Linked DNA regions of Mus musculus: regions 2, 3, 4 and 5 are each linked to region 1. The links are chromatin loops, found by intact Hi-C in ENCODE. Cell type or tissue: heart. All regions are shown on one strand.

What was found. Peaks named below come from ENCODE experiments on the same cell type or tissue, not always from the same donor. Only the 100,000 strongest peaks of a DNase experiment are listed, where the experiment ranks them.
Region 2: a loop joins it to region 1, with 2.6 times the contacts of the local background. A loop is called at or near these places in 7 of 42 quality-filtered maps.
Region 3: a loop joins it to region 1, with 2.8 times the contacts of the local background. A loop is called at or near these places in 6 of 42 quality-filtered maps.
Region 4: it touches region 1 in a loop (6-fold over the local background); 15 of 42 quality-filtered maps call a loop at or near these places.
Region 5: it touches region 1 in a loop (7-fold over the local background); 12 of 42 quality-filtered maps call a loop at or near these places.

The regions. Positions count from the first base shown.
Region 1 is chr19:34,548,218-34,553,217 of GRCm38, reverse strand. It overlaps Ifit2 (interferon-induced protein with tetratricopeptide repeats 2), which reads right to left and starts at 2,524. Exons shown (of 3, transcript NM_008332.3): 1 at 2,196-2,524. In heart, CTCF peaks have their summits at 1,163 (motif pointing right), 2,124, 2,447 and 2,656; DNase peaks (open chromatin) are centred at 1,007 and 2,577; H3K4me3 peaks cover 1,191 bases; H3K27ac peaks cover 2,617 bases.
Region 2 is chr19:34,770,425-34,775,424 of GRCm38, reverse strand. No RefSeq gene overlaps it. Among named protein-coding and RNA genes, the nearest start is that of Gm22082, 23 kb to the left of the region's middle. In heart, a CTCF peak has its summit at 2,393 (motif pointing right); no DNase peak of the experiment used is centred here.
Region 3 is chr19:34,604,620-34,609,619 of GRCm38, reverse strand. It overlaps Ifit3b (interferon-induced protein with tetratricopeptide repeats 3B), which reads right to left and starts at 1,663. Exons shown (of 2, transcript NM_001005858.3): 1 at 1,622-1,663. The coding sequence starts at 1,626. It also overlaps a transcript of Ifit1bl1 not described here. In heart, no CTCF peak of the experiment used is centred here; a DNase peak (open chromatin) is centred at 1,909.
Region 4 is chr19:34,331,505-34,336,504 of GRCm38, reverse strand. No RefSeq gene overlaps it. Among named protein-coding and RNA genes, the nearest start is that of Fas, 43 kb to the right of the region's middle. In heart, a CTCF peak has its summit at 2,015 (motif pointing left); a DNase peak (open chromatin) is centred at 2,004; H3K27me3 peaks cover 317 bases.
Region 5 is chr19:34,241,282-34,246,281 of GRCm38, reverse strand. It overlaps Acta2 (actin, alpha 2, smooth muscle, aorta), which reads left to right. Exons shown (of 9, transcript NM_007392.3): 6 at 43-204; 7 at 1,179-1,370; 8 at 2,784-2,965; 9 at 4,472-5,000. The coding sequence ends at 4,615. Among named protein-coding and RNA genes, the nearest start is that of Acta2, 12 kb to the left of the region's middle. In heart, CTCF peaks have their summits at 2,041 (motif pointing left) and 4,846 (motif pointing left); a DNase peak (open chromatin) is centred at 2,021.

The DNA of each region.
Region 1 (5,000 bases):
ATGTGCCCCAGCTGTGCTTCTGTTCTAACCCAGGCACTGCCCTGTGAGCCTTGCAAGTGCCTTCCAACACAGAATGCCTTTCGAATGTGAAACGGATGTTGAGTAATACAATACATACTTTATTTCTGGAAGGATGGCCAAAGAAATAACGCCAACATTGTCCTCTAATAATAGCAGCAGCTGTCAACAAATCAAATCCTTCTGCATCTATGAGTGATCTCAGAGAGAAAACGCCATGAAACTGCATCTTAGCAGTGCCCATCTCTCTCTCTCTCTCTCTCTCTCTCTCTCTCTCTCTCTCTCTCTCTCTCTCATCTGAGCCTGCTGCCCATCTTTTTGTTCCTTGTCAAGACTCAAAAATCTCTTTACCCGATTTCAGTTATCAGTAAGCAGGATTACTTGTTAAACCCATGGAACAAGATTGAAAATCTTAAGGGACAGACATCAGTCAAAAGCATTTTTCAAAACAAGTAAATAAATACCCTTCATATCAGAATCATGATACTATAAAAATGCATCTTGCGCTTTTCAGACATCAGGTACAGAAGGCTGTCTTTGATTGGTGTGTTCCTTTTTCAGAATTGAGCAGGGTAGAGATGTAAACATCTCCCTTTGTAGAAGCACACAAAGTTCCCTCGAGTGCCATAGACAAAGTCTGTCATTGCACCTCTCCATCAAGGTCATTTGTCTCCTCTAGCTATCCCCAGATGATTGACAATGGTGATATCCTCATATATTTATCATTTTCTTCTGAGCATTAAAAACTGAGTTTACCATGTTCTCTAGCACAAGCAACTGACAGCAGCAAGTATACAGATATTCTTCTAGAAGAATGCAAGACCAGAGACAGCCCTTTACTTTAGAACCGTTTTCATTGTTAAATTAAAGTACATCTCAAAGGAAAACTACTGAACTCTTTTAAACAGCGGCAAAGCAAACAACCATGTGTGTCCCTGCTTTAGCAGTCACGAGTAGTTACTAGCCCTCATGTTTCAAGCATCCCAGGAATTTGAACCATGGCCATCATGATGTTCTGGACCCTGTTAAGGGCCAAATAATAAATATTTTCTCTGGCTTTGTGAGCAACTAGTCCAGTCTGCTGTTGCAGCGTAAGAGAGCACCTGATCCAATAAAACTTCATTTATAGAAGCAAATAGCAAGCTGGCCTCCGGGTGGCAGTTTGTTAACCCTTGTTCTATGACCCTGTGTATTTTTCATGCTCAGAGTATCTTGATGGTCCTATCTCCTCCTGCATGGTCTTTTCAGCCACTGCCTTACTCTTTTGAATAGCACACTTCTCAGGGTGCCAACGTGTTCTAATTTTTCCTTCTGTTGTCTCGGAGTCTTTGTTAACATTTTACTGAAGTATAAGTGTGATTCAGGCGCATGGCCTCCTGAGCAGTTGCTGTCCTGATGCTATTTACACTGCTTGCTTTCAGCACTCCCAAATACTTTCCTCATGAGGACACAAATACCTCATTGTGCCTTCTTCATCTCTGAACTGCACCCTAATTTGAGATTCCCAGTCCCTACTTCTAACGTTTACCTCTCTTCTTCCTTTACCAACATTTAAATCCAGAAAATATTTTAGAAAGAAGAAAGAAAGAAAGAAAGAAAGAAAGAAAGAAAGAAAGAAAGAAAGAAGGAAGGAAGGAAGGAAGGAAGGAAGGAAGGAAGGAAGAAAGAAAGAAAGAAAGAAAGAAAGAAAGAAAGAAAGAAGAGAGAGAGAGAGAGAGAGAGAGAGAGAGAGAGAGAGAGAGAAGGGGGGCAGGGAGAGGGCGAGGGAGGGGGAGGGGGGGGAAGAAAGAAATTCATTGTGTCCACTCTATCTCCACAGAGAGGAATTCCTACATCAGCTGTCATTTTAAAACACCAAACCTGAGGAACACAGGGAGGTTGGGGAGGGGGAGAGACCATTACACAATAACATGTTAATAGACTTACAGAGTTGAGAGGTTGTGGGACATTAAAAAGGTTTCTGTAATTTCTGGTGCATTCCTTCTCAAATAAACAACCGGAAGTAAAAAAAAAAAAAAGCTGTTTTTGAAAGCCTTTGAGTGAGCTGAGGGTGGGTTCTGGATAAAAGAGTGACTAGATATATAGCTTAGGACCCAGAGTCCACCACGCGCCCCTAGTGGACAGCCCAGGAAAACAAAAGTTGCGTCCACCCACATTTAAGAGCGACGACCACCTACCTCTAAGTCTCATCTTGGTGCATCTTGCTGATGGGTAAAAAAGCATTAACTGCAGAAGGCCAGAACTTGCTTTTCGGCAGAATGGACGCTGGCGAAGGGTGCGTGGCCAATGACTCCTGACTGCCGGGTGCCGGATGTAACCCCTACCCACACTTGGTGCTTTGAGGGATCTACTACTAGACAGGGCTACTCATTAAAAATATCTTGCTTCACTCTCTTTCCTACATATTTGCAGCGTTAGTCGGGTGTGGCTGGAATACCTTAGTCCTTTGGGGGACTCCCCGCTGTTTCCTAAAGTGAGCTCCATCTCGCTGGGTCCCCACATCACTAAGGGCGGGAAACTGCACTCACCCAGGCAACCTGGCTCGACTACAGCTCCCAGGGAGCTTTGTTTTGGGGTGGTACTCCATCTTAGCGCTGCTTCCTCCCACTGTGTCCTGCTATTGTCGCCAGAGGGTGCCCTTCTCCGCCGCTTTTAGCTTTATTATCCCTAGATGCTAAATTTGAGAGTTTGCAGCAGAAATACTTCCGGAATTGGGAGAGAGACGGTTTTATCCATTCTTCCAGGAAGCTCCCATGAATTTTCCAGCCTCTGGGTCTTGGTGCTCCAGCCCAGCTCTAGCATAGAATTCTCCTTGCACAATGCAAGACCAGACAGGATCCTTTTCTGTCCTTTCCTATTTTTAATGTTTACTGATGTTGCTAACTGAAGCGGATTAATTCGCAGACTGTAATATTCTGGACAGCAGAGATAATACCTAGTTGATTCTTAGAGGATGGTTCACTCATTTCCAGTTTCCTAATAGTCCATCTTAGTGAGGGACATGATCCTGAATTGAATTCCTGGATTTAAATTGAAATTGAGACTCAACTGGCTTAGGGGAGATGACTTCAGGGGCTTATATCACTTGACTTTAAGCCCTAGGATCTGAGCTGGGATGGGATTTTAATCCCAGGGAAAGTAAAAATCGACTCCTGCAAGTGGTCCTCTGACCTCCGTGTGGCACCCTTGATAAATGGATGGATGGATGATAGATAGATAGATAGATAGATAGATATAGATCCAGATAGATGGATAGAATGAAAGATAATGACATTCAAAGTCCTTTAAAAGAAAGTGAGGTTCCAAGGCTAGGATGTAGCTCAGTGACAGAGCTCTTGCCCATGACACTGGCTTCTGTCCCTAGGACTGAAAGGAGATAGGGGATGGGGAAAGGAAGAGTTTTAGCAGTGAACTGTCATTCTAAGGATCCATCATACCCCTCCCTGTTGCCTGGTGGTTAAACACTTCGGTCTTGTCAATTTAGTTTCTCTTCTAAATTGAGTCCCCCCCCCTCCCCCTCCCCCTCCCCCTCCCTCTCCTCCTCCTTCTCTTCACAGGCGATGAGACATTTTAATCTAATAGTGGTACTTAACACTACACAGGGAGTCACAGCTCCCAGAGGATCCCTAAAGGCCAAAGGAAGATCCAGAAATATCTAGAGTTGCTGGTCCCCTGCCTGTGGGAACAGGGGTCAGAAGGTGGCAAAGCAGGGGCCTTCCTGTCACTCATAGATCCAGTCCTGTGCACAACTCTTGAAGTCCACCAGCTCCTTGGGCTGAAACCACAAGCTGGGCTCTCTACAGAACCATTCTTACCAACTTGGATGCAAAAGTCTCCTCGGATGGTCACAGGCTTAGAGTGAGTGGGGTTGGTCTCTGTTAGCATCACCGAGACTGTCTTCACAACATTCAGTCCCTCCCAGACCACAGCACACATGACCAACGGTGAGTGTACCTTCATTACCATCAGGCCTGGTGGGCTCCAGCGGGAGCTTGTGGGAGAGATCATCAATCAATTTGAACAGAAGGGATTCCTCCTGTTGGTATGAAATTTGTGCGGGCTTTGGAGAACCTTCTCAAAGAGCGCAGCGTTGACTCGAAGGACCAGGACCGTCATTTCTTTGTAGGATATTTCTACAGGACCCCTTTCCTGGCAGGCAAACACAATGCTGCTCGTCTTATAAGTACAATTGTATTTATTGTCCCACTCTGACCCCCAAGCCATTCTTTATGGTTTTAAGAGAGGAATGTAATCACCGTACTGTGGGGAGAGATTCAGCTTCTTGTCAAGGGTTCTTAAAAAGCTTTTCCCAGCCGGGCTTGGTGGCACACGCCTTTAATCCCAGCACTCGGGAGGCAGAGGAAGGCAGATTTCTGAGTTCGAGGCCAGCCTGGTCTACAAAGTGAGTGCCAGGACAGCCAGGGCTACACAGAGAAACCCTGTCTCGAAAAACAAAAGCAAACAAACAAACAAAAACAAAAACAAAACAAAACAAAAAAAGCAAAAAAGCTTTTTCCTTGCTAGACTGTGTGACTCATAGGGAGATAGTTTAACGTGAGTGATCTAAGAAGACTCTCACTGAGTCAAGAGGGGCGGGAACTAGTAGGGATATAAGGCTAATGAGAGCAGAAGTAATAACATAAGAAGATAGGTCAGAGGAAAGTCTAAATGAAACTGAGGGCAGTGAAATATGGGGAGAATATGTTCAAAGTACAGTGATTCGTTCATGAAAATCGCCTTATGTCGCCCTGTATAATCCTTTTTAATTAAAATAAATTTACTCAGTAGAGAATATATAGCAATATATAAAGCAAGAAGAAAAAAAATCCAAAGTCAAGACAAAAATAAAAGCACACGAGAGTGAGAATGACCAGCCTTGGAACAAGGTCAATCAGATGCATAACTAGAGGCCAAGAAGTAAAAGATGAGGCCAGGGTATGTAGCTCAGTGGTTAGGAGCTAGGGTGGCTCTTCCTGAGGAGC
Region 2 (5,000 bases), 220 kb before region 1:
CCACAAATTATTTCTCATTGTTAATTGGAGCAAGTACCAAGAAATTTTCTTTGAGATATTTGCCATGTGTCTTCAAGGTAGGAGCAGACTATTGGTACTTGGATATCTCTGCTGAAAGACCAACATAGGTGCACATTACTACTCTGTGGGGCTTTTAAACCTCTTTTTATTTTTTAAAGACACCTGTATTTGGCATCACAATAAGATTATATGTTTAGCAATTAACATCATGGGTGGAAAACAGTTCTACATTAAAACCCTTTGTGAGAAAGCTTTATACCTTTGACCAGAACAGGGGCAAAAATAACTTGCTGTATAATTAGTCACAAATACATTCCTGCAGGATTTTCCCCCAATTACATGAATGTTGTCTAAAACATGTCTTCTTTGTAAGCTAGGCCCTGCCACCTGTGCTTGGCTGAGTTCACCATCTGTAACCTGTGGCTTCCCTGTCTCTTGCTGAGCTTTGGTTCCGGGCAATGATTAGAACTCATGCCATTTCCATAGCTACTGATGCTGCTGGAACTACGACATCTGTCTTGGTTTTGTGGTTTAACAAAGCACCGTCCTTCCCCACCATCAGGACTGGAGTTTCTGCCCCTAACAATCCACCTCCACCTTGTTCATTGGTCCAAAAATTGAAGACTGAGTGTTGTTATTGCCAAAAATCATTGGAGCTTCCACCATCTCCACCACCTCAGTCAAAGTTCTCCACCTCCTCCATTACTGTCATGGCTGCCATTCTTCTCATAGCCACTATCCTGGTTTTCATAACCTTGCTCACCACTTTCACAGCCTCTGCTTCCTCTCAAGTAACCAAGGTCACCTCCTCTATAACCACCATCACTGTCACATCCATTCTAGCCATCCTCACTGCTGTCACATACACAACCACCTGGCTGCCACCAAAGCCATCATGAACGCTGAGGTTCCCTCAACACTAATAGCTATTACCACCCAAACCATCTCCAGGACCACCACCAAAGTTTCTGGAAACATCTGGATTCTTTGGCTGGATGAAACACTAGACAACTCTTGCTTCCACGACGCTTTTGTATGATTCATAGTTGTGGCCAACACAGTATGGTGTTTCTGAATGACAATCTTACCCACGGAGTTATGGTCATCAAAGGGAACAAAAAAAAAGTCATTCTTTTTTCCACTTTGTCAGTCATGATTTTAATCACTTCAGTTTCTCCATTCTGTGATGTTCTTGGGTGTCTTCTCTAATACCTCTAACTAAGATCTTTTCAGGCATAGGGCAACATTTGGCCTTTGAGAATCTTCTCTTGGTGTAGCTCTCTTTGATTCCTCTATTCTTCCACTGACCTTGTGTGACTCTTAAATTCAAAAATGCATCCACTTCCTCCACAATGGCGTACATAACAAACCCAAAGCCCCTGCATCACTTGATGTTTGGAATCTCTGACTACCACACAGTTGTTGAGGGTTCACCATTGCTTAAAATGGCTCATGAGATTCATCAATCCCCTTGAAGCTCAGAACTCCAAAGAAGAGCTTTGGCAGCTTTCCAACTCCTTGGGACTTCCAGTTTCTAAGACCTTGGCTTAAACATGATGGCAGTGAGGTGAGAGCCTTCTACAATGCTTCCCCAACTGCACCAACAGGCAGGAAGGAGTGAACTGAAGGACATATGGGGTTTCTGAAACAAGTTAAGGTTCTGCAGAGTGTTGGTTCCCTTATGATTCATTCTCCAGAAGTTTTTCTGCACAACGCTTTGCCTGGATACTACTGAGAAGTGCCAATTCCCTGCCCCAGTTGTCCAGAGAAGTTATTCTTTGTATCCCACTGCCAGGATCCCATCCTGTCTTCTACTGTTGTTATCTTTGCCACTGAAGCTTAACTTTTAAGCACAAAAACTCGCTTTTACACCTTCATGTTTTTCTAACACCTAGAATACAACATTGAACAGTAGCTAGGACATTGTAGAGGATCTAGTTTTAGGACATTTTCATCAGAAAAAAGAATCATACTCCTGAGAGTCTCCACTCTCAGCCCCTGCCAAACCCGCATCTGTTTCCATGCATTTACCCATTCCAGACATCACTCCTAAGTGAAATCATGTCCCATATAACTTTTATATTTAGCTTTTCCCATTAGTACAGTGTTTTCAAGGTTCTTGCACATTTAAAGCACTGCTTGGTATTTTGTACCTCCCTGTTATTTTTTTCTCACTTTTCAAAGGAGGAGACATTTATGTTGACTTATGATTTAAGGGATACAGTTCATCACGACAGGGAAGGCACGAAGGTGTGGCTTTATGGTGCTTCGAGAAGGCAACAGTTTATATCTCACTAGAATCTAGTATTTCACTCCCTTAAAAGGCTGAATAGTTGCATTTTATGTTGCAGGGATGTGGCCCTCTGCCTAGTTGCACCACTAGATGGCATCACTTTCCTAGGAATTCTCTGTTTTCCCTCAGGCTATTTAGTGAAACCACCACAAACAAAAGTAAAGTTTTGTTGACTCAAGAACTGCTTTCACTGCAAAACTGATTGAGGCCTACCTAAAAGATTAGTCACTGGGTACATTGACACGCTAGCACACAGCACACGTTGTGGATATAGTTATTATAAATGTGGGCTAAAGGCAACAGTGTCTTCTATAAAAGCGAATACTTTTGAGGGATATACTTCAAATATTTCTCTCATTCACATTGAAAGAATTATTGCATTATGATTTTTTTTTGGAAACCTGTCAATGAATAACTTCTATCAAGCCTGGAATAAACAGTATATTAGGTATTTTGTAATGCATGCCATAGTGAAATCTATATAAGACTTGGCCTGGAGAACCTGGCTCTGTCCATCGACAGAAGGACTTTAGGCAATGTAACCTCACTGGGCTCTCTTTCTTTTATTTTTCTTAAAAATATGTATTATTCTTATTTTATGTATATGGATATTTGCCTATCCATATGAACTGTGTGCATGCCTGGTGCCCACAGGTGCCAGGAGACACGTTATAACTTGGGTTGCAGACAGTTATGAACTATAAATGTACTGGGAACTGAACTAAGGTCTCATGTAAGAGCAGTAAGTGCTCTTACCACTGTGCCATCTCTTCCATCCCTCACTAGGCTTTCTTAAGTCTCTACAAAGGGCTGAACATAGGCAACAGCTTCTTTCTGGGATTTTATGAGCATCTAAAGACACTGTGATGTGGGAAGCCCTGCTCCCCAGGGATTTAATAACTCACACTCGTGTTGATATTAGTATATTAGCTTAGTGTACTCAGCATAATTAAGTCATATCACAAATGATATGATATGTAGACGTACCCTACATTTTATGACCTGAAACAAAAATGACATTTTGAGCATCTTCCTCAGACCATCACTGGAGAGGGCAGTTTGTAGATGACATGAATGTGGAAAGGGACATCTCAGGGGTGCAAACATTTTGTGGAGGGAGAGAAGGAGGGAGGAGAGTATGGAGGACAGATAACCAACCTTAAACATTGTGAAAAAGTCATATAGAAACCCATTATTTTATAAGTTTATTAAAAGCATAATTTAAAAACAGTCTGAATGGAGACATCCTGCCTGTTATAAATATAGAAGCCATAGGTTATAAACAGAAACCACAGAGTCAAATGAAGGGTAGCTCCCTGTGAGTCAGGAGGCCCCCAAATAGAGGTCACTGTCATTGCTCTTGGTTGCCAACAAGAACTTGGTAGTAAGGCCCTATTGTTGTTGAAGACATCATACACTTAAGTTACAAGACATGGAGAAATCTATCCGGAATAAAGCTACAAGTTTCTCCAATTGGATAGTTCCCATAGTGCTGGAAGGTGTTAGGCAGCTTGCTGGAAGAGAACAGCCATCAACAGTCTCATTCAAGCTGTGAACACTGCTTCCTATACCACCATCATGCCAGGCAAAGATGTGTCCACTGTTGCAATAGTGGTTTACATCTTATGGAGACAACCAACTTCTTTCATGTTGGATTAGATGCCCAGTTCACTGGAGAGAATTCATGCCTGGTATGAAAAACATGGTCAAAAGCCACAGGTCCTGATAGGAGTGGAGTGGGAGGGCTACTACTGTCATTTTGCCAAGCTATCTTCTAAATACTCATGCGCATATCCATAGATGAGTGTCACTGTCAATCTTCTCCAGAGCAGCTCCTTGTTGTATCAGCCAACAATCAATGCAAAGACTCAACTGAAGTGCCAAGAACAGGGAATAGTGGCGTGCTGTCCCCTAAATGGGACACCTCTCTCACCCATTGAAGGCTAGGGGGGATATCATGGAAGAGAGGCAGGAAGAAGGGCACACGGCAAACGTGGCATGGAGGTTGGCCTCACGAACTCACTGCAGCTGTGGTTACCTGCATAAGACCTGCGCAGGTTGGGCATGCCAACATTTCATGGAAATGGGAGGAGCTTACCCAGTCTTGCTCCTCCTTAAGGGACTATGGTGGATAGTGATTGTTGGAGGAGAGGGAGTCGGTTCCTTTCTTGGAGCAGCTACTGGAAGTTCCTGTTCTCAAGTAAACACCTCATGCTTCTGCCACTATATTCAGCCTCAGTGGGTCACACACACATAAGATAAGGTGTGCTGGCCAGAGGAAACTTGTTGGGAAGGAGGATTTAGGTGGAGAGGAAGGGGCATGAGAGAAGATCGGGCTGTGTGACTGGTAAAAATAGCTAAAATTCATTCTGTAGATTTTTGTGATTATAGTAATTTTCCTTGGCCTTGACTGTGAATTCTTTACTTTTATCATCCATTTACCTGTGTGTGTGTGTGTGTGTGTGTGTGTGTGTGTGTCTGTCTGTCTGTCTGTCCTTTTCTCTGTCTGTCTGTCTACATATGGCATACATGTGGAGGTCACATTACAACTAATGGGAATCAGCTCTCCCATTCTACTGTATGAGTTCTGGATTTTAAATTCAGCTCATCAGACTTGACAGCAAGTTCCTGAACCCACTGAGTAATCTTGCTGACTCTGCAAGTAAATTTAAAAAGCACTTGTTAC
Region 3 (5,000 bases), 56 kb before region 1:
ATTCAGCCAAACAGAAAACACATCAAAGTCTCTTGTTCAGGCTTGCCATTAATGTTCTACACATGTCAGTTTTCTGGTCAACCACACTCAGAACTAATACTGATCTTCTCAGAGGCCCATTCTATGGGAAGGAGTAAGCTAATGTAGTTGGAGGTGCATGATTGTCATCCCCTGTGTTTCCAACCTGAACCTTGCTAACCCTTGTTACCCGTGGAGTTGAGGGTAGGGAAGACTGTCTTTTTTCTTAGCTTCCACAGTAGCTAATAACATCAGCCTTCCCTCAGCCAACAAGGCTTGTATCCTTACATGATATGTATTTGTCAGAAACATTAGCCCTTCCTCTTAGTTCTCTCTGAGTCTCCTCTAATGGCAGTTATAGTTGCAGTTAAAAACAATTCACTCTCTGGAGATATGGCTCAACAGTTAAGAGCACTTGTTGCTCTTCCAGAGGTCCTGAGTTCAATTCCCAGCAACCACATGGTGGCTCACAACCATCTGTAATGGGATCTGATGCTCTCTTCTGGTTTGTCTGCAGACACCCAAAGTGTATGCATATATACAAAATAAATAAATCTCTTTAAAAACATCAGAAATACTATGATTACTCTTTACTTACAATACAATGCACTTATTTTAATGATTTGTGTACACTGGGTCTCAGCAATTGTTTATGCCCATGTGCCCACCCACACTCCTTATAGGTTATGTCTGACATCCCTGAAATTCCTGTGTGTATCTTCATATTCTACCCTTACCATCTCTAGGTAACCATTGTTCTGCTTTCATAGCTACAAATTAAGCAGAGTTTGTATTTGAGGGGAAATGTGTTTTTGCTTGTCCTGCAGCCTTAGATACTAGAAAAAAAACTTTAACCTTTGAGATTTTGTGGCATATGAAAAATTAAAAAAAAACCCAATTTAAATAAAAGCCCTGCTCATCTGTGAGAACTATTTCTTAAAACCTCAATCATGAAGTGGTCATAGTTTTCACAAACATGAAGTGAGCTTGCACTACTGTTTCCAACTCTTACACTAGCTACTGGCGAAGGATTGGTTCTTTTGAAAAAGCACACACACAGACACACAAACACAGAGACACATACACACATCGCATACAAACACACAGCAACACACATGCAGACACACACACAGATACACATAAACAATGAGACACACACATACAGACACACATACAGAAAAACACAACAAACTCACACACATGGAAACACAGACAGACAAACAGACAGACAGACAGACAGACAGATAGACACACACACACACACACACACACACACAACTTTCTATTGTCTTGATCACTTTTAATAAAACACCAACAAATCCCAGAAAGAGTGACTCCTCTAGTGCTAGCTTTGAGTCAAACTTTGTGCTTCAGTGGACCTACCCGTGTCTATCAATATTCTCCAGGGGCATCCAGTGAGCAGTTTTAGAAACTGCAGTGTCTTGCACATTTACACAGAGAAATAATGAAAAAGGTCCAATAAAAAAAAAGCCATGCTCATGCAAGTGATTTCAATCTACAAGCAAGCAGACAACTTAAGACTCTGCTGTGCAGTGATCAGCTCAGTTTATCATTTAATTGGAGAAGCAGAGATTGCACTGACCTCATGATGGTGATCTGTTTCTGTGCTGCTGGGAAAAGCTGGGTGTGGGCTGAGAAATCTCAGTCCACTCTAAGTGGAGACTCAGAGGATTATATAAGAGGGCAGTCGGGGGGGGGGGGGGGATGAATCAGCTGGTGCTCTGCTGCTTCTAAGGACTCAGTGTTTGTGAAAGGGAAGAGGAAAGTAGAAACTGAAACAGACTTAAAATCAACCAGAAGAGGAAAGTGAAACTTACCACTGAGACCTTCTATGTCCTGGCCACAGCATTGGATAAGCTCTGGACTCTGCCTCTGGTGTCAGAGGGTCGAGAGGCATTTCCTCCAGCCTGACAGTCCCTCTGGGAGGAAAAGAGTGTTTTCCACAGTCTCTAGTGCACTCTGCAGAGGTTTCTGGGGCCACACGAAAGAAACTATTCTAAAATATTTTGAAAGAAGTGATAGTGTGTTTCCTTCTCTGAGTTCCCTTGTGGTACACAGGTTTCAATCCAGCTTTAATGACTATGTCCATGTGACTAGCTCTGGAGTTTTGCCAGAGTCTAATCAAACCAATGTTTTCATTTTATGCTACACTGAATTCAAGTAGCAAAACACCAGGGGGATTCGCTGTGCTGTTTCACACCTAGAGGTCTGTGGTGATCATTTACTTTACACCCAGTCCCTGAATAGAATTGGTAACATGTGCATCACTGCTTCCTGGGTGGGAGAACAAATATGTGACTAAGTGAAAGACTTCTGCTTTGAGTTATGAAGTCATGCATGAGTAGAAGGAGGTATGGAGGACCAATCCTTAGGTATGGATTGGGTGCTTAGCTTCATGATTTCTTTAAAGCGTGGCTTTCACTGCTCATTTGCTAAGCATGATAACCTAGTCAGCTGTGGAATTCTGGGTCCTTCTTTCACTTAGCAACTTGAGATTGTTAATGGCATAAGAGGTAAGCACATACCTGCTAGACCCACTGTGTTTGCCTTAAGCCTAAACTTTGGAAGCCTCAGGTAGCAAAGCCACAGAAAGGATACAACTTTCATTGATCTCATTTTCTTTAGTGGTTCAGAGCACAATGCCTGATTTTGGTCTAGTGGGACTTGGAATGCTAATGTACAAGCCCAAGGAGGATGGGCCTGCATCCTTCTGCTTCTTTGCTCTGATGGATAGGAAACGGTGGGCTGGACACTTAGGCATTGTGCCTTGATATAAGAGATGTTGCTTTAGCACTGCAGAAAATCTCTAAGTAACAGAAGTTGTTAAATCAGGCAAATGGCACACTCACAAGGTTGTTCCCTCTTTGAAGAATATAGGGGGCTATGGTTGACTGATTGACTGATACATCAATTGATTTTCTTGCTTTCTGCCTCTCTGTTTCTTTTGCTCTGCTTTGTGTGTATACAAATGTACATGTGTGTGCATGCATGCCTCTGCGTGTGTGTGTGTGTGTGTGTGTGTGTGTGTGTGTGTGTGTAATTTTTCACAGAGGAGAAAATAGGGCATACTATTCAGTGGAGCAGAATCAATGATGGGTCAGAGTTTTTGACTAGATATTTGCATATAAAGCTTATTTTGGCTTGTTAGACAGACACTTTAAATACAGATTGGAAGAAGGCACCTGGGAGAGAGAAAGACCTTCCTTTCATAGGTTTTTTTTTTCTCATCCCACTCTGCATGTAGGGTACTGAGTATCAGCACTGAAGTACCATTCTAGACACTGTGCTTGGCTGTGTCTAGGGTGTTTAACTTGAGCCTGAAAATGGAAATATCTACATTGCCTTGGATTAAATCTCAGAACAGAACTTTAGCATCTATACAGGAATCTCACCATAAACTCACAAGGAAAGTCCTGACACTGCCCTGGCTGACCTGTAAGTAAATCTGGTTTACAAATATCAACCAAAGAGGCCAAGATTCACTTAGCAAATCTACAGCAAAGTTCATCAAAGACCCTGGATAATTATGTCTCCAGGTGCCCTTTTGGTGTTGCTCAGTGCAATCCTGGGTATATAAAGAAAACGAGAGCAAAACACATACATGTCCTTCATTATGTGTGAGTTGGGGAGAAGATTGAAAGTCCTCAGGAAAAGATGTCTTCAGGTGACTAAACCTCAGGTTCAAGACCCATTCCTACTTATGGGAAACAATCTAGTTAAAGGCCTCTCTCTGTCAAAGATACCTCTGAATGCACGGTTTTACCATAGATTGAAGGGAAGGCAATTAATGTATGTGGAAATGCACAGCTGCAGACTGCTCTCATTGCCAGCTCATCTGGCTATGCGGATGTCTACAAAACAAGATAAAGAAACTAAGAACATGGCTCAGCTCACAAGGAAGCCTCAGAGCCACACCTTTTCAAACTTTTTGCTTCCTCTGCTCTTCTGTTGGAGGATTACACAAGCCTGGGTCTCAGAAATGTTGATTAAACAATGAGATTGGTTGGATGGGCATTCTGTGGGATTGTTGTGACCATGTATGGGCAATCCAAGGGAACAGCTTAAAAACGGAGGACAAGTCAAAAGTGCTGCATAGATACAGAATTAGATGCGAGCTTCCACACTTCCCTTAGTCCTCTAGTCTCTTTTTGCCCATCATGGTCTGATAACTAAGCACATGTTCTAATGGCCAATTCAAATAAAGTTGTTTGGACGACTATAAGCTCAGGATTGTAGTCTAAGGAGACAAAAGTAGGAAATCCACAAAAGGATATACATGATGTGACCTTTGTTGTTGTTGTTTTTTTAATTGGGTATTTATTTCATTTACATTTCCAATGCTATCCCAAAAGTCCCCCATATGTTCCCCCACCTACTCCCTCACCCACCCACTCCCACTTCTTGGCCCTGTCATTCCCCCTTACTGAAGCATATAAAGTTTGCATGACAAATGTGCCTCTCTTTCCCCTCATGGCCCACTAGGCCATTTTCTGATTCATATGCAGCTAGAGTCAAGAGCTAGGGCAGGGGATGGGGGGTGGGGGGTTACTGGTTATTTCATATTGTTGTTCCACCTATAGGGTTGCAGATCCCTTTAGCTCCTTGGGTACTTTCTCTAGCTCCTCCATTGGGAGCCCTGTGATCCATCCAATAGCTGACTGTGAGCATCCACTTCTGTGTTTGCTAGGCCCCGTGGTAGTCTCACAAGAGACAACTATATCAGGGTCCTTTCAGCAAAATCTTGCTAGTGCATGCAATGGTGTCAGCATTTGGAAGCTGATTATGGGATGGACCCTGGATAAGGCAGTCTCTATATGGTCCATCCTTTCGTCTCAGCTCCAAATTTTGTCTCTGTAGCTCCTTCCATGGGTGTTTTGTTCCCAATTCTAAGAAGGGGCAACGTGTCCACACTTTGGTCTTCATTCTTCTTGAGTTTCATGCGTTTAGCAAATTATATCTTA
Region 4 (5,000 bases), 220 kb after region 1:
CTCATTTCCAAAGGAACGTTCATTTCCTGAAGACCCGCAACTTTGTTGTATTTCCCCCAGCCCCAGAAATTTTGTTTAAATAATAAAGCTACACAATAGAAGTATCTGGTCCATGCAATTTATCTTTGCATTAGCTGTGGAAATAGGAAGATGCATTGGCAAGGTCTTTGTCCCTCAACAAGACCAGCTCCAGGCATCTGGACACTGTCACCTCTCTTTGTCATGCTTCTCCTTTTGTACACTGCAGCCATACTGACCCCGTTGCAGACCCTCACGCGTGTTTGGCTTGTCCTGGCGTTTGTTCCAGTCCTCCCTCAGATTTAGGCCACCCTGCTGCAAATCTTTGCTCCATCTCACTGAGGCCTCTCCTGACCACTCTATATAGTAGTAACACACCTTGCTTTTTTTTTCTCTCTCTCCCTACCTTTGCCTCAATTCTCCCTGTCCTGATAAACGGATCGGAGCATTTATAATCTCATAACATAGTATTCTGCACAATCATTACACAAATTCTTGTCCGTCCTGTTATGAGAGATCCAGCTCCAGATTGGTGGTCTTTTTGTATGTTATTAGCATGTTATTAGCATGTTATCCTAGAATAGTGCCTAGCTGTAAAAAGTAAGAACTATTTGATAGATAGTTGTAGAAAGATCAAGAGTCCTAGTGGTTCAACATAAACTGCTGTCTCTCTTTATTGATGAGTATTGAATATATTTCCAAATGAAGCCGGTTTTGCTGCAATTTGTAAAGACTTTGTTGTTGTGCACTCTTGATACCTAAGATGGGATTTGAGCATGCACACCCAGGTTCTGAGGATAACACACTGGCCTCTGGCCTAGAGCTAGACCTTCAATCTTTCCCACCATGTTTTCTGGGAACCAGACTGAGACCCCTTGCAGACGGAGAAGGAAGAGAAGAGATTAGAAAAAGTTCCATTGGCTTTAGCCAACAAACCTTGGCAGTTGTGTGACAAAGAATTCTAAGAGGTTCATGGAACTTTGTTGCTAAATTTTCTCACTCTCTTTCAGTACAGTAGAGCTTGCTTCAGTCTTTAATAGAAGACACCAAGTCACTTGTTTATAGACAAATAAGAGTGTATAGGGGTCACAAGGCAGAGCACAGGGGGACTCCATCAACTCTGTCTGGGTCCTACAACATGAGCATACCTGTCTATCAGCTGACTTCCAGATGTTCTGCACCTGGTCCTGTTATCTGACTGTCACCCAGCAAACACTTCCTTCTCAAGTCCATTCTATTAACTTAAGAGAATGGGCACTTACACTTGATATATTTGTATTATAATATAATATACACGTACCTTTAGTTAGTCTAAAAATGGTGGAGTGCTTGTTCAACTTTTAGTTAAATAGTGAATTAATCTCTAAGTTGGAAATATTTCTTTCCATGGGTGTTGGCATACTGAAGCCTTTCAGGCTGTGACCCGAGACTTTGCACATTTTCATAATTGCTGATTAATTATGCAGCACATGAATATTTCCAGTCTCAAACCTTCTGAAGCATGTCTGGACCTGGGGATATGAATTTTAGAGTGCTGTTCATGAAACCCAGGGACTCATGGGTATGAGACAAGTGCTTCCCCCCCCCTTCCCAAAGCCACATCATCTGCAGGACACATTTCCAAACATCCTCAGGTGGTTTCTATGAACGTTAATCTTAAGAACCAATGTCATACTCTATTACAGTTTATCACATCCTCTCATGGGTGTCTCATTCCTGTGCATTACAGTTATAGGAACAACTGATGGACTGTGACTTTAATTTACAGATATGGATAAAGAACATCCAAGATGTTAAATCTAAAATTATACAGCTAGGCCATAAAAAGGGGTTGACTTAGAATCAGACATTGCCTTATTTTAGATAAAACTCTTGTAATATCTGCTTTGTTTTGCTCTTTTGTTGGCAAGTTGAATATGAGAATTAAACTGTGACATACTTTGGAGAAACTTTCAACCAGGACCTGAGTCAGTGCTGGAGAAACAGTGCCATCTTGTGGCCGTGTGGAACCACAGCCCCGCTTTCCTTCCCATTTGTTTGGAGCCCACTGTTATATTTTATTGACAGATCCTTGGGCCTTTTATTTTATAGCTGAGACCTTTTTTTTTTTTTTTTTTTTTTTTTTTTTTTACATTTAGTAAGAGGGAAAACAAACACAGGGATTTCCATTTTTATCTGTCTTTTAGGAATAAAGGACTAGTAATGCATGGCTTTTAAAATAAATGTAAAGAAATCATTTACCATAGCACATTCAGGATATATTAAGACATATTTTTAAAAATTTTTATTAGATATTTTCTTCATTTACATTTCAAATGCCATCCCAAAAGTACCCTATACCCTCCCCCTCCCTGCTCCCCTACCCACTCACTCCCACTTCTTGGCCCTGGCATTCCCCTGTACTGGAGCATATAAAGTTTGCAAGACCAAGGAACCTCTCTTCCCAATGATGGCCAACTAGGCCATCTTCTGCTATATATGCAGCTAGCGACAAGAGCTCTGGGGGTACTGGTTAGTTCATATTGTTGTTCCACCTATAGGGTTGCAGACCCCTTCAGCTCCTTGGGTACTTTCTCTAGCTCCTCCATTGGGAGCCCTGTGTTCCATGCTATAGATGACTGTGAGCATCCACTTCTGTATTTGCCAGGCACCGGCATAGCATCACTCGAGATAGCTATCTCAGGGTCCTTTCAGCAAAATCTTGCTGGCATATGCACTATTGCCTGCATTTGGTGGCTGATTATGGGATGGACCCCTGGGTAGGGCATTCTCTGGATGGTCCATTCTTTTGTCTTAGATCCAAACTTTGTCTCTGTAACTCCTTCCATGGGTATTTTATTCCCTATTCTAGAGAGGAATGAAGTATCCATGCATTGATCTTCCTTCTTCTTGATTTTCTTGTGTTTTGCAAATTGTATCTTGGGTATTCTAGGTTTCTGGGCTAATATCCACTTATCAGTGAGTGCATATCAAGTGACTTTTTTTGTGATTGGGTTACCTCACTCAGGACACATGCTCCACTATGTTCATAGCAGCCCTATTTATAATAGCCAGAAGCTGGTAAGAACCCAGATGTCCCTCAACAGAGAAATTGATACAGAAAATGTGGTACATTTACATAATGGAGTACTATTCAGCTATTAAAAACAATGAATTTATGAAATTCTTAGGCAAATGGATATATCTGGAGCTGAGACATTTTTATCCTACATTTCATGGATTTACTCATCAAAAACAAGGTAATTAAGTCATGTGATAGTAACCAACAGTCAAGTGATTCATATTTTTTCTCACTTTATTTACTGGGGTGTAGGACCATTTTGTCCACTTGTATGATTCTGGACTTGTGGCTCAGGTAGATCCTTCTACCCTGTAACTGGAGGCATCTTCTAATGAAGCTCAAAGTATCAAGGACGTGTCTCCTCTCACTAAAAAATCTTCCCCCTAAAGCAGTATTATATTAGAAACAAAGTTAGAGATTGACCGTTATTTTACTGATGGTGAAGTGTCTAGAATGAAGATCTTGTCTTTCTGACTAGAAAGTAAACAGGTGATATAAAAGCTGAATACATCATATACATCATATTCACACACACACACACACACACACACACACACACACACACACACACACACACAATCAGCATGTCTCCTTGCAGTCACTTGGTTAACTAACATCTTCCCTTCTAACATATTTAATTATCGTGTCTGTGATGCGTGCACATTCGCAGGTGCACATGCACATGTAGCCATTCTTACTTAGGATGTCCCCCTCTATCGCTTTCCACCGCTTTGGTTTGAGAACACATCTTACTCCCACGGTTCTGGTAGACTAGCTGGTCAGGAGCTTCTGGCATTACCTGTCTCTGCTTTCCAACAATGGGGTTACAAGGATGTGCCACCATTACAGTGACTGGTTTCTTTTAGGGCTGGGGATGCAAATTCAGGCTGGAAAGCACACGCACCAAATGCTTTACGCTCTGAGCTACCTGCCCTCGCCCCATCCCAGTTTCTACTTTAAAATACAAAGTTGACTATATCTGAAGGAAAACCCTTCTGTCCCAAAAGCTTATAAATATACATAACATCTACATCACAGATCTCCAAGGTGTTTCAGGTGACAGCACAACCTCCGTCAGTATGTTTCCATCTTTGGAGCCTTCCACTGGAGGGTATCTGGAAGGGGTTTGTCATACCCCAACAGAACTACTTCATAGGATCAGCACTTTATATAATACAGCAAATCAGCTCACTACAGTTTATTATCTTCTTTCTGCCTAGAACCAAGGTATTCATCCAAGCACTGAACTGCTAAGAGGTCTAAGTAAGCATTTAAACCAATGAAAATGTATGCTAGCCTTATTTATGATAGCCAGAATCTGGAAAGAACCCAGATGTCCCTGAACAGAGGAAAGGATACAGAAAACGTGATACATTTACACAATGGAGTACTACTCAGCTATTAAAAACAATGAATTTATGAAATTCTTGGACAAATGGATGGATCTGGAGGATATCATCCTTAGTGAGGAAACTCAAACACAAAAGAAGTCATTAGATATGCACTCACTGATAAATGGATTTTAGCTCAGAAACTTAGAATACCCAAGATACAATTTGCAAAACATAAGAAAATCAAGAAGAGGGAAGACCAACGTGTGGATATTTATTCCCCCTTAGAATAGGGAACAAAATACCCATGAAAGGAGTTACAGAGACAAAGTTTGGAGCTAAGACAAAAAGATGGACTATCCAGAGACTACCCAACCTGGGGATCCATCCCATAATCAGCCACCAAACCCTGACACTATTGCATATGCCAGTAAGATTTTGCTGAAGATACCCCGATATAGCTGTCTCATATGAGGCTATGCAAGTACCTGGCAAACACAGAAGTGGATGCTAACAGTCATCTATAGGATGGAACACAAAGTCCCCAATGGAGAAGCTAGAGAAAGCACCCAAGGAGCTGAAGGGGTCTG
Region 5 (5,000 bases), 310 kb after region 1:
CTGCTGCCGTGGTGACTTACAGCATACTTAATTGTTCCCCAGGTATTGTGCTGGACTCTGGAGATGGTGTGACTCACAACGTGCCTATCTATGAGGGCTATGCCCTGCCTCATGCCATCATGCGTCTGGACTTGGCTGGCCGAGATCTCACCGACTACCTCATGAAGATCCTGACTGAGCGTGGCTATTCCTTCGTGACTACTGGTGAGGCTCGGGGGTGGGGGGAGGTGGAGGGAAGAGGATGGAAGACACTATGTTGCTCACTGTAACCTATCAGAAGGAGGGCTGTCCCCATGAGAATGGGGACATAAAGCCAGAGAGGAGACTTCGCTGATAAAACCATTTGCTGTGCAAACCTTACAACCTACGGTCAGTTCCTGAGCTCACAGCGAAAGGCAAGGACTGACGGCTGAGATTTGCTTTCTGATGTCCACACATACACACCTGAAATGCACACACACACACACACACACACACACACACAAACACACATAAACACACCCAAGCACACACTCCTATGCACACCCATTTGCACACACATGCATACACATACAAATAATAATATTAACATGCTAAAATTAAAAAAATAAAAATAAAATAATAAAAAAGGGTTGGTATGTCAGAGACTTAGCCAACAGTAAAGCCTGACCCCAATGCACAGAGAAAGCTTAGCTTTCCTTGCTTTGTGATTGTAAAGCTATTACAGTTTCTTTGAGAGTAGCTATAGACATCAGTGTAGGCGGCAAGTCAAAGTGGAAAATCGTTTTTGTCTATACTGCTGGAGATCGAACCCAGGGTCTTGTATTGGCTAGCCAAGCCCTCTACCACCCAGCTACACCCCACAGAACTACGTGGATAATTTTTTAATTTCTTCATTTACAAATAGAAGAGAACGTGTACAATAGAGAGAGGTATAGCTGGGACCTTTCCCATCTCTCCGTGTGTACCAATGGAACTGGGGCTGTTCCCAGAGAGCATCTGCTTCATTTTGAAAAGTGAAAAATGTGTCAAAGATCAAGCTACTGCCGATCTGGGTAGGGCAGCAAAGATCTTTTAGGCATTTTTGAAAACTCTGAGACTTCTGAGAAGCTGGTTCAGTAGAAGAGTCACATGGGACAGGTAGATTTTAGCGCCTGTATCAACCCTAATGTGTATCATGTTCGTTATGTGTTTAACAGCCGAGCGTGAGATTGTCCGTGACATCAAGGAGAAGCTGTGCTATGTAGCTCTGGACTTTGAAAATGAGATGGCCACGGCCGCCTCCTCTTCCTCCCTGGAGAAGAGCTACGAACTGCCTGACGGGCAGGTGATCACCATTGGAAACGAACGCTTCCGCTGCCCAGAGACTCTCTTCCAGCCATCTTTCATTGGTAGGCAATGGAGAGTGGGGTCTCCCTGTTCTGTACCAAGAACAAGCCAAGCCTCTGCTATCAGGGTCCATTAGCAGGTAAAAATGAACCAGGGCTTCAGAAACAGAAGCAGTTCTAAAGTAGGGATGGTGTCACATTTCCAAAATGAGAAGACATAGGGAGCCAAAACAGGGGTTGTCTCCCGTGGAAAACTCTCTTATGTCAGAGTCAAGACAGACGCATTCTCCGCACATAATGCAAAGGTTAAAAGTTATCTACGTTTACGATAGTGGAACACAGGGGTGGTTGGGGAAGACGATCTGAGTGCTGAGAGTTTGGGGTTGCTGAGAGAGAAGGAAAACAGAACAAGTAGAGAGCGTCTATTCCACACTGGCACGGCAGGGTCACGTTGGGTCTGCAGAGGCATCCTCTTTGGAGGCTGGGGGCCTGGGCTTGAAACTCTGTTCTATTTTCATGATCTCGAGAATGTCACTAAAGCTTTCTATGAGTCAGTTTCTTCATACCAGGACAGTTGGAAGTTTTATAGCAGAGTTGTGCGGTGCCCTCAGCACAGGGCCTGTCCAAAATAAGCTTTCAACAATTGGTTACTGCCAGCAATGTAAAACTAGCTGGTGGCATTGCTATTATAACTAGATCACAATGTTAAGAAGGCCGTGGGCGCCATCTAGTGGTATATTTTAAAAAGTCTATGTCAGAAGTCAACAAGAAACTCCACCCCTCGCCTCTACCCCTTAAAAAAAAAGCTGTACAAAGATTGCATAGAAAGCATCTTTGGCAGCTGGGCATGGTAGTACATGCCTTTAATTCCAGTACTAGGGAAGCAAAGGCAAGCGAATCTCTATGAGTTTGAGGCCAGTTTGTTCTATATAGCAAGTTCAGGCCAGCCAAGGACCTGTGTTTAAAACAAAACCAAAACTGAAAACAAACAAAACACTTTATCCAAGTAGGAGAGACACTTTACTGACAGTTGCACCATTCAAACTTGGGTGTTGGGAACATAAAGGAACAATGGCAGAGAGATGAACCTGCTCAGACCCATGGCCCTGGCCCTACCTCTTACCAGGCATCGGAAGGCCTGGCTCCTTACTCAAGCCAATTATAGCAGAATATCTATCCAGCCACTGGCGTTATCATGTTGCAATCTCACCCCAGAATCGCTGCAGCTGAACCTCCTCCTTTAGACAAGAGCCAGGAGGATGGTATGGAGCACAAGAAGGGCCTTTAGTCTCTTGAGTGGTAGTTTCTAGTTCATGATGCCTGCCAGCCTCACCCAGGAGATGTGGTAGTTTCTAGTTCATGATGCCTGCCAGCCTCACCCAGGAGATGACCACGTAGCTGGGCCAACTTGATTTTCCATGTGTAGCTTGAGTTTTACCCAGCATCCAAGGATCACTGCCTGTGTCTCTTTTCCAGGGATGGAGTCAGCGGGCATCCACGAAACCACCTATAACAGCATCATGAAGTGTGATATTGACATCAGGAAGGATCTCTATGCTAACAACGTCCTGTCAGGGGGTACCACCATGTACCCAGGCATTGCTGACAGGATGCAGAAGGAGATCACAGCCCTCGCACCCAGCACCATGAAGATCAAGGTACCACACTAAGACCCTCTGACTCAGAAAGCAGCAGGAGGGGCATTTCTAGAACAGCCACAAGCTAAGAGGCAGTTTAACAGGCTCTCTGTTCTTTCCAAAGGGAATGAGGCCAAGGTGACAGTGGGTTAGATTTTAACACTACCACTTAAAATGGGCCCTGAGGAGTCCTGTCCTGGGTCTATAGGGAGTGAGCCACTGCTTCCTGAAGAGCCTGTGCTCCTTCCTGTGCATGTCAGAGCAGCTCAAGTCCCCCTCCTTCCATACCTAGCTGAGCATGCTGCCAACTCTATGTACTTGGGGTTTGAGAACAGACAGGCTGCATCTAGTAGGAGTTAGGCAAGCCTCAATTCTCCAAACCTTACTTCTGAGATGGAAATGAATGTGAAACTCAGGGGTCCAGTATGGTCAGAGAACACAGACACCCAGTAAAAGCTCAGGTCACCAAGATGGTACATTCATAAAATGAGCCTGGGTACAACGTTCTGGAAATCTAAAATTATCACCAAACCCCCTCACTATGGAAAAACAAAAATGTGTACCTTCAAAGCAAAACTCCTCTGAGGGCCAGTTTTGAAATTAAACCTGCTATTGATACAGCCACTAGCGAGCATCACTGACAGTCCCCTGAGCCAGTATCTTCATCTGCAACTTGAACATCACTGGATACCTACCCTTCAGAATTATTATAGAAGTTAAGTAAGCTAGAACCTGTCGAACCCTTGGCACAGGGCACAGTGAGAGCTTGGTGAAGGAGGAAAGATTAAATGTTGAACCAGAGCTTGCAGACAGAGACAAAGTAAGCCCCTGGCTAGCATGTGCAAACACTTTATTTACTAGAGCATCCTCTGCTACTCAAGAAACTAAGACTAGAGTGGAATTTGGTGTTGCTTGGCTCTATGTTTGAGTTGCTGCAACAGAGAAATCCCTTGTCTGATACTCTGCACAACGCCTCCGCCATTCACTCGTACAAAACACAAAACAAAACAAAAAGTGGGCATGATCTGGTATGTAAGATCTGTACTCTGAATAAGGCCAGCATGACAGGAGATACACCGGAATGGGAACTCTGAGCCCTCTGTGTTGGGCGGTGCTTATGGTCAGGACATCAGAAAGCAGTGGCCAGTTTAATCAGGTGGAAGATTACTTGCACAGAAAGTTCAGGAACAATCGTCTTTGCACACAGTAGGACTTCTGTAGAACGTGCAGCGCCTGCTGAGGTCAGCTCTGGAATCAAGAGATTTTGTCAGGGTTTTTACAAAGGGGCCCCGTGTGGGCTCTAGGGCCAGTTTGGGTTTGCCCAATAAAGGGATAAAGGAATTAGGGATGGTTTGGCATAGATTTCATAGGGGGAAAAAAACAGAAAAATCAATGGGCTCACTGGGGAAACACTCCAACTTCCACAAACCCATCCCCTCATAGAGAACAATGTCCTCGTTTTCCAGGAAGGGACAGCACAAGGCACGTCTGCTAGGCACTAATATTCTTCCCTTCTTACCCTGACAGATCATTGCCCCTCCAGAACGCAAGTACTCTGTCTGGATCGGTGGCTCCATCCTGGCTTCGCTGTCTACCTTCCAGCAGATGTGGATCAGCAAACAGGAATACGACGAAGCTGGGCCCTCCATCGTCCACCGCAAATGCTTCTAAGTCCCCCCTGCTCTGCCTCTAGCACACAACTGTGAACGTTTTGTGGATCAGCGCCTCCAGTTCCTTTCCAAATCATTCCTGCCCAAAGCTTTGATTTGTTACTCGTGGTTTTTTTAAAAATAAATCAGACATGTGCTACCCTTAACTTGTAGCCCTGGCCTAGCAACACTGATTCAATTGTGTTTCTGTTAGGTGAGAATCATTTATTATAGGGTGGCCCCCTCTAGTGGTCAGGAATAGATGTGACACAACTAGAAAAGTATATTCCCAGGCATGGATGGCATCAATCACTTCAACAGAGGAAGGTCCACTTAAATGATGTAAACGGGGTATTTGAGAGCGTATAGGACTTGTATAGATTACATATAATAATATATATTAGTAC